2 separate regions of the Homo sapiens genome follow, and region 2 is linked to region 1. The links are chromatin contacts, found by Hi-C or POLR2A ChIA-PET in ENCODE. All regions are on one chromosome and are shown on one strand. Each heading gives the region's core, a stretch centred on a gene start or an enhancer-like site at or near the end of the contact. The rest is flanking DNA. Distances are from core to core; before and after follow the strand shown. Region 1 holds the start of TSPAN14 (tetraspanin 14). Region 2 has its middle 33 kb from the start of GRID1.

Evidence for each region. A loop is a pair of places that touch in the nucleus more often than their neighbours do. ChIA-PET counts read pairs that join two places held with the same protein, here RNA polymerase II (POLR2A). Pooled maps may share reads with other maps.
Region 2: a loop to region 1 is called in a map with no recorded cell type, with 7 times the contacts of the local background. The contact joins the enhancer-like site here to the promoter of TSPAN14 in region 1. A Hi-C loop is called at or near these places in 1 of 168 maps with a recorded cell type or tissue (OCI-LY7), 3 of 37 single-sample maps with no recorded cell type and 8 of 50 pooled maps. POLR2A ChIA-PET finds 5 or more read pairs at or near these places in 1 of 52 experiments (naive thymus-derived CD8-positive, alpha-beta T cell).

Annotation. Positions count from the first base shown.
Region 1 is chr10:80,451,692-80,456,035 of GRCh38, reverse strand. TSPAN14 (tetraspanin 14) reads right to left here and starts at 1,726. Exons shown (of 9, transcript NM_030927.4): 1 at 1,665-1,726. RefSeq lists enhancers at 611-660, 691-950, 900-1,417, 2,161-2,370 and a silencer at 1,081-2,130.
Region 2 is chr10:86,397,516-86,401,859 of GRCh38, reverse strand. No RefSeq gene overlaps it. Among named protein-coding and RNA genes, the nearest start is that of GRID1, 33 kb to the right of the region's middle. RefSeq lists silencers at 360-419, 540-589, 660-709, 1,400-1,449, 1,460-1,689 and enhancers at 99-1,092, 1,840-1,889, 1,694-1,988, 1,980-2,029, 1,093-2,086. Within about 2 kb of position 1,864, at least 21 of the 41 ENCODE cell types and tissues checked have a DNase peak (open chromatin) inside an H3K27ac peak, as active enhancers do; they include OCI-LY7, where a contact is called at or near this core.

The DNA.
Region 1 (4,344 bases), core at 477-2,976:
GCCCAAGCAGTGGAGTTCAGAGATGTGGGGATGGATATATCCAGAGTCTCCAACTGAAGTTGGGGTGCAACACAATGAGAAGGAAAGGGAAAATACATCTGGTGGCCCTGGGTTTCCAGGGCCTGTCACTATAACGTTAGGGATCGGAGTGGGATCAGACTGCGCGTGGTGGCTCACACCTGTAATCCCTGTGCTTTGGGAGGCTGAGGTGGGAGGATCACTTGAGCCCAGCAATTTGAGGCTATGATCACACCAGCAGCTAAGGGGATAGAAGGGCATACAGGGCCATTATGGTGGAGTCTGGGCTTCATTCTGGGGGTGCCAGGGCCCAGGAAGATCCCTGGAAAGACGGCCGCCCCCACCAACCACTCGGCTAGCTGAAATGTGGCAAGGACATAGGGGTGCTCCGATGGCCTGTCCCCAGGTTTCCCTTCACAAATAGAGAAGGGTGGCCGGAGCACTCAGCAGGCACTAACTGCTTCTGGACTTCAAGGTCAAGGGGCAAGGGGAAGGCTACTTTTGAGGATTTGGCAGGCCACTCTCTCACTAGCCCAAGAGCAACTCCCTCTCGGAAGGGAGGAAGATCCCCTGGAGAGCAGACCACTGCCAAGAGCACACCTGCAGAGGCTCCAATACAATGCTCTGCACAGCCGCCCAGCACCGCCTGACCTCCCGGATAGCAGCGCCAGCACAGCCAACGAGTGTGTGACACCGCCGCACTCACCACCGCTCTGCGCCCAGCCCCAGGCCAGTACCCGGGCCCACGACTTCCCCCGACTCCCCCTAGCACGGACTGTTTCTCGCCGGAGATCAACTTTAAGTCCCCAAGACAAGTGCTCCTGCGGTCCCAGGGCCAAAGTCCCTCCACACACCCTCACACAGGCACTTCCTACCCACCCGCACCCCACCCCTGGGGGTGGAGGAGAAGCAGCAGCGGCCCGGGACAAGCACAGTCCGCAGCCACAAACCTCACTCTACCAGAACTCCGGCTAGGTCAGGGGTCAGGCTTTGCTCCCAAACACAACCCCACACGACTAACGCGGAGAAGCTGGGTCACCGCCTACTCAAACTCCGGCCGTCCCAAACCCAAGCCGGGCAGAGTGGGACCCACGGCGGCGTGGGAGACTGAGCACAACCACGGCGGGGCAGGAGGAAGGGGCGGCCCGCCCCGGCCTACGCCCACCCCCACCCCGGACCCGATCTCCTGGGAGCCGAGGGTGGGTGACTGAGCCGAAAGGGTGGCCCATCCCCGAGCTCGCTGCTGGGGACGAGAAGCAGAGCCCCGAGCAGCAGCGGCCGTCCAGGCTCCCGTCGCCCTCACCCCGCCCGGCACGGGCGCGCACTCGCCGGGGCGCGCTGATGGGGCGAGGGCTACCGAACCAGGAGTGCCGGCCCCGGGCCCGCCGCGGCTCTCGTCCGCGCGGCGCCGGAGTTCGGCTCAGCGGGGTCCCGGCGGAGGCCTCCAACCTCTAGCGAGCAATCCTGGCAGACAAAGCCAGCGCCGCCCGCGGGGCCGCTCCTGGGCAGGCGGGGAGGGAGGCTGAGGGGCCAAACAGGGACCTAAGGAGCAGCCCTCGCCCCCGGAGAACGCTCGGGGAAGTCGGCCTCAGACAAAGAAAGGGGCAGGGCCCGACGCCCCAGCCAGGTCTCCGCGCTCTACTCACCCGCGCGCGGCGGCGGCAGCGGCGGCGCGGCCCGGCTCGGCCGAGGAAGTTAGAGCAAGTTCCGCGGCGCGGGGCGGGAGGGCGCGACTCGGGCCGTCCGAGCGGCGGGGGCGGGGCGCGGAGGGGCGCGGAGGGGCGGGGCCGGAGGCGCGGCGCCTGCCGTCTGCCGAGGAAGGGGCGCCGCTTCCCTGCGCCGCCCGGTGCGGCCCCGGGCGCCTGGGCCCGCCCTGGCCCCGCCCCTCCCCCAGCCGCCTCGCCCCTCCCCCACCGCACCCCGCCTCCCGGCCCGCGCGGCACCGGGGACCGCGAGGCCGGGTCGCCGGCCCGCCCCTTTGTCCCGCTCTGGGCGGTGCCGGAGGCTTGGGGCGGCCCCGGTCCGCGCCCTCCCAGTGGGTGCGCGGCGCAGGCCGGGCCTGGCCCGGGGCCGGGCACTTGTAGCCGCCGGGAGCGCTCTGAGCCGTTGCGCTGCGCAGACGCCGCTCTGGCCTTGTCGGAGCCGAACCTGGGAGAAGCACGAGCTGTGGGAGGCGGCGTCTCGAGGGATACACGGGATGACCGTGGAGAGCGGGCGAAGGATTAGGAAAATGGCTGTGGTGGAGATAAGAGGCGTTCCTGCCCGGCTTTGGAGCCTGGGGGCGGGGGTAGTCTTCAATCAAAAGAAGGATGGGGAAAAGGTTTTTATTTCTTTGTAAACCAAGGAGTAAGGACACGCTCCTTCTGGCCTTGGTGCTAAAAATACCAAGCTTTCTTTGGATCGTGGCTGAGATTTCTTCCTAACCTTTACGCTAAAGAGGTGGCTGGGACGATTCTTGTGGTGTAGGGGGGTTTCCAGGGACAGCCAGGGGTGGCGCCCCTCTTTGGATCGTGGCTGAGATTTGTTCCTCACCTTTACGCTAAAGAGATGGCTGGGACGATTCCTGTGGGGTAGAGGGGTTTCCAGGGATAGCCAGGGGCGGCTCCCCAGCCTCAGCCTCCCTACCTGTAGAATGAAGCATGCCACACCTCTGTTTCTTAAACTTATTCGGTGGCTGAGGGCCGAGTGGTCTTCTCTGTTGAGTAACACCAAACAGGGATCTATTAAAACTGGGCTAAGACTGGTTGCCACATGCCAGTACAAGCAACCAACAGGTTAATTCCAATGGAAGGAGGAAATCTTGAAATGGAGACTGTTCAGTCCATTCCCAGGTTTGTTTGGGTTGTTTTTTGAGCTAAGGTATCGCTTTGTCACCCAGGCTGGAGTGCAGTGGCATGACCATGGCTCACTGCAGCCTCGACCTCCCGCCTCAGCTTCCCCAAGTAGCTGGGACCACAGGTGCAGGCCACCACACCTAGCTAATTTTTTTTTTTTTTTTTTTGTAGAGACGAGATCTTGCTGTGTTGCCAGTGATGGTCTTAAATTCCTGGGCTTAAGCAATCCTTCCGCCTCTGCCTCCCAGAGTGCTGGAATTACACGCATGAGCCACGGTGCCTGGCTAATTTTATTTGTTTGTTTAATTAAGAGGGATGCAACCTGTCTGTGACAGCCCAGGCAGCTCTGGAAACTCCCTGGGAACCTGTCCATTCATTCAGCAGATAGTGAGTGTTTGTCTGAGTGCCTGATAATATGCCAGGCCCTGTGTGCATGGTGGGATACTTCAGTGAACAAGACAGCTGAGGCCTTTTGCCCAATAAAGTTAATTTTTAGTGGAGAAGACAAATACATAATCACAAGTTGAAGTAAAGGCTGGGACAAAAACAAGGGGCTAGAATAGAGAATAAAAGCTACCTTAGATGAAGCAGTCAGGGAAAGTGAGGAGGCGATGCTGAAATTGAAGTCAAAAGAGTAAGGAGTTAGCCTTGGGAAAAGTTGGGCAGAGACATTCCTCGCTGAGAGCAGTAGGTGCCTTTTCAGGGTAAGTTCTGGATGGGTCAGGGAACTGAAAGAAAATCAGTGTGGCTGAAGTTTTAAGCCTAGGGGAAGAGGCCCAGGATGGAGTGAGAAGGTGGGTGGGGGCCAAAGCATGCAGGGCCTGTGGGCTGTGTCAAAGAATGGAGACTTTGTTGAGCCTTGGAAGGGTTTTATGCAGAAGACTAACATGTTCTGATTTAAGGCTGTGTGTGGGTGTCAGGCAAAAATAAAAGCAGGGAGCCAATTAGGCTTGCCACAATCCAGGCCAAAGATGATGGTGGTTTGAACCAAAGTGGTGGTCATGCTAAGATGAGTAGTTGAGAGATGCTATTTTGGACTTAAGAGGACACATTGATAGGAAGGACATGGGGGCAGGAAATGGAGAAACCAAAGATAACTCAAGTTTCTGGCTGGGGTAAGTGGGTGGATAGTGCTTCATTTATTGGATCAAAAAGCATGAACCACATCTCAGGGAGTTACATCAGGAATTCTGTTCAAGCCACATGGAGCTTCAGATGCCTGTTAGAGAACCAGCGGGGTTATCTCATCACTAGGAACTCAGAAGAGAGGCCAGGGCGGGAGAGGGGCTTTGGGATACATCAGCATAAAGATGCTCAAGGCCACGGGATCTGAGAAGGACACACAGGGTGAGGGAGTAGATGCAGAAGAGGAGAGAGTTCAGGAGGGACCCAGGGGAACCAAAGCAGGCAAGAAGACTGAAAAAGAGACTGGGGAGGCAGAAGGAGAATCAGGAGTATCCCAGAGACTGAGAAAATGTTTCCAGAAAGCAGT
Region 2 (4,344 bases), core at 615-3,114, 5.9 Mb before region 1:
GAAGGCGGAGGCGGATGAGCGCGGGAGGCCTTCCTTCGTCTCCGTAGGCGACGCCCTCCCACCCCTTCCCTTGTTCTCATGGCACTCCTAGCTACTGGCAAAGGTAGACGCGCCAGTTTCTGCTGCTCCCCCACGGAATGGAAGCCCCAGAGGGCAGGGACCTAGTCTGTCACGTCCCAGGCCTCACCCCAGCTCCTCTGAGGCCCGGGTGCTGGGTCGAGGCATATGCCGGGCTGCGCGGGTGGCGGGGGAGGGGGAGCCCTGGAGCGCGGCCCCAGTCCTGGGAGAGGTGTCCTTCGAGGAAAGGGACAGAAGAAAGTTGAGGACAGAGGTCCAAGGGGAAGAAAGAGGGAAAGGATCGGCGTGAGGAGGACGTCCGGGCGGGGTGGGGAGGGCCCCCCGCGGGGTCGGGCCCACGGGCTTTCTAGGGCGCGTCGCCGCTCAGGGCCACGGGTGTGCTGTCAGCTCCCGTCCGGCCGCCCGGACGCTGTAACCTCCTCCGAGGCTGGCCCTTCTGGCTCGAGACAAGCTCGGGCCTGGCACGGAGCAGCGGGAAGGGCGGGAGATTGCCCCTAGTGGACTCCAAGTCCAGCTCCTGTCCCTGGGCGCGTCTCGACACTTGCTGGGTCACGGAGGAAACCGGGTCTCGGACCCCAGCCAGCACGGGCGCCCCCCTCGGCTTCGCTCCCTTTACCCAGCGGTGGCCTCGGAGGCCCGGGTGGGGCGCGCCGCTCACCTGGAGAGGAGGCTAGGGGTCGGGGGGACACGCGCGCCCTTAGGCCCCACTCCTGTCTTCTGCCCTTTTTATTCTCCCCCGCACCCTGGGGCGGGCGGCGCGGGGCCAGGGTTTGCGAGTGTCACCTGCTTTGGTAAGTAGGTGGGCGAGTGACGCACCGCGGCGTCGGCGCCGCCTTCCAGGCGCTCTCTCTGCCTCCAGAGGCGCCGGCACTGCGGGGCCCCAGTCATGCCCGCTGCCTCAGTCTTCCAACCCGAAAAGTGGGTGGGCGAAGGAAAGCTCGGCCGAGCTGCGTCTCCAACTCCCTGCTCTCCCCTAGGGGAGCCCACCAGCTCCAATCGCGACCTCTTCTGTCCCCAAACCACAGACCCTAGCCCGCCTCGGGGACCCGGATATGGAAGGGGCGGTGGAGAGCCCTGGCCTTGATTCTCCCTGGGTCGGGAGGGCGTTCCGGCGGCCGTGGGGCTGCAGCCCTTCCTCCCCGCCTGGAAGGTGAGGGTGTGGGAGGAGCGGGAGGGGGCGAGGCCGACACAATCCCCGTGCGACCAGCGGCGGAGCCCAGAGCCAGGTTAGGAGCGCGCTCAGGCGAGCTCGGCGGAAGGCCGAGAAGGTTCATCGGAGGCGGCGGCGAGCCGAGACCAGGAGACAGACGGGGCGGGGTGACGAGGCGGGCCCCACCCCAGGAGCGCGGGGCCACACGGACACCGGCGGGCGGTCTTCCCCGGGATGCGCTGGGATTGCAGGCCTCCAGCGGCCCCGCCCGCCGCCTCCGCCCTCCCGCTCCTGAGCTGCCAATCCAGCGGGTTCTGCCGGTCCTCGGCCGTGCGTCTGGGGTCTGGATTCCCGGCTCCACTCGCCGTGAGCGCGCGTGTCAGCCGACTCGCCCCGGACCGCATGGTGCAGCTCCCGCAGGGCCGCAGCCGCGGGTCGTCGCTGATTGCCAGCTCCGCGCCCACTGCACCGCTGCGCGGCCGCCTAGGGCTCATTGCGCGGAAGTCGGCCTGGTCCCTCCCCTGGGCTGGATGGGCCCGCTCCTCCCGAGCGGTCGTGCTCTGAGTTGAATGCGATAGAGGCTTCTGGGCGCGTCGCGGGCTAGGTCCAGGAGCTGTGATCCTCTCCGAGGTCTCAGTGTGCCCGCAGCGCCCCCTGCAGTGCGTCTCCTGCAAGGGGCCCGGAACACATTCCTGTCCCCGCCAGGCCTGGAGGCCCGAGCGCCTGCTTTTCATCCACTCTGCCCACCCGCCTCTGCGGTCGGCTGCCTTGGGCGCTGGCCTTAGCAGTTCTGAGTTTGAATTCAATCGCCAATACACAGAAAGCCACACAAATGTGAAGATTTGTGAATTATTATCAAATGAACACCTTTGTAACCACTACCCAAGCCAAGAAACAGTACTTTCCCCCAGAATACCTTACCCGTGCTCCTTCCCGATTTCACTCGACTCCCTCCTTCCCAAAGTAGCCACTCTCCTGCCTTTCATAGTAATTACTTACCCGAGTTTTTAAAAAATTGTTGTCACCCAAGTTCGCCTCTCTAGAGGCTATAAATTAGACTTGCTCATTTTGTTAATATATTTTAAGTCTCTTTAATTTGTAGTTTCTTTCTCCATCACTTTCTTTTCCTTGCAATGTATCCTTGGAAGAATCTGAAGAGATTTCTAGTCTGGATTTCACTGATTGCATTCTCCTGGTGCAGTTCAACACATCTCCCTGTTTTCTGCATTTCCTGCAAATTGACAGCTGGATCCAAAGGCTTGATCAGACTCAGGTTCAAGATTTTTGGTGAGACTCCAGGTGGTGGAGTGCTGTTTTGTCAGGAGGCACATAATGTCTGGTTGTCTCTATTTTTTGAGATCTGAGGAGAGACGATGTCCAATGCTTACATTCATTAATTCACTGGGGGATGAAAATGGTGATATACTAATTATATAATTTATTTTTCATTTATCATCTGGGTTGATTTTATAAAGAGACTCTTCTCCTCATCTGCTATTTGGTTACCCAGTGGAACCGTTCACAGAGGAAAGGCGGGTAAATGCTTGTTTCTTTGCATTTATTTATCCGTTTTCAAGATGACGAATTGCTACCCTGTCATCCTCCCAAAATGAAGAGTTAAAAAAATATACCATCACGATGCCAAGGATTTAAATGTGCTAGATGGATTTCAATACGTTGCAGTTACTGTCAGTAGTAACATACAAATTGTCCCCTCTTTGGGCAGCTGGAGCCCTTCAGGTTAATCCTTGGGTCCTTTAGATGTGACCCTAGTAGCCTTTGAACACTTCCTTGTTATCTGGAATGACAAGACATCTTACCAGTTTGGGGTGCTAGGAATCCTCTTCACTTCTTGGTTGATCTTTGTTTCTAGGTCTTTTCAATGGAGGAGCTGTAAATTACATATATGATAAAATACACTGGGAATTTATACTGATGTAACTACGTTAAGTGGAGGACTTCTTGATTACACCTGTATTTCTTTTCTTCCACACTGGGAATCCTGGTTCTTAAGGACACCAGGAATAACTGAATTAGAATCCAATTAGTCATTTGTTTTATTTCAATTTATATACTTACAGGTTCAGAATAACAATATCAATACCATAACTAGCTATAATTTCTGAAAACACCTAAAACTTTTTCTTTCTGCATATGTTATTTTTATCCCCCCCATTTTTTTTTTTTTTTTTTTGAGACAGAGTCTTGCTCTGTTGCCCAGGCTGGAGTGCAGTGGCACAATCTTGGCTCACTGCAACCTCTGCCTCCTGGGTTCAAGCGATTCTCCTGCCTCAGTCTCCCGAGTAGCTGGGATTACAGGCACATGCCACCATGCCTGGCTAATTTTTGTATTTTTAGTAGAGACAGGGTTTCACCATGTTGGCTAGGCTGGTCTCAAACCCCTGAACTCAGGTGTTCTGCCCTCCTTGGCCTCCCAAAGTGCTGGGATTACAGGCGTGAGCCACTGTACCCAGCCTACCCCCTATTTTTGTTTGTACTCTACATTCTCAGATGGTAAAGCCATTAGATAGCATAATCTCTCTTTTTAAACCCTCATTTAGTCTTCACTCCACAAATAACTATACATTTGTTAATCATCACCAATCATTAATGTGATGTTTCTCTAGTTATTTTGGTCTCTGCGACTGGTGCTTTAGTAGATCCTCAAGAAGGGCTATGGACCGTGTTACTGTTTCACTATAATAAAGACAGGATCAGCATCACTGATTATTCCTTTGGCCTCAGGCTCCAGTATGGTTCAGTACAAGACTATTAATATCCTATCTTTATTTAAAAGGTTGATATTTTGTTCATCCTGGATTTTTTGGCATTGAATTTTGTTTAAAAAATTATTGCATTAAAATCTCATTTTCTGCATCCCTTAACTGTTTAGTATGCTCTGAAATTCTTTGCTGCAAGCCAGGACCTTTCTTTGCTCACCTGCCTCACCCTGGTTGGAGATGAGTTGAAGCTCCTATTTTTCTCATCCTGTTAAAAAAAAGAAAAAAGAACTCTGCGGGCGAGTTTAAAGAGACTGGGTCTCACTATGTGGCCAAGAGTGGTCTCAAAATCCTGGCCTCAAGCAATCCTCCCCCCTTGGCCTCCCAAATTGCTGG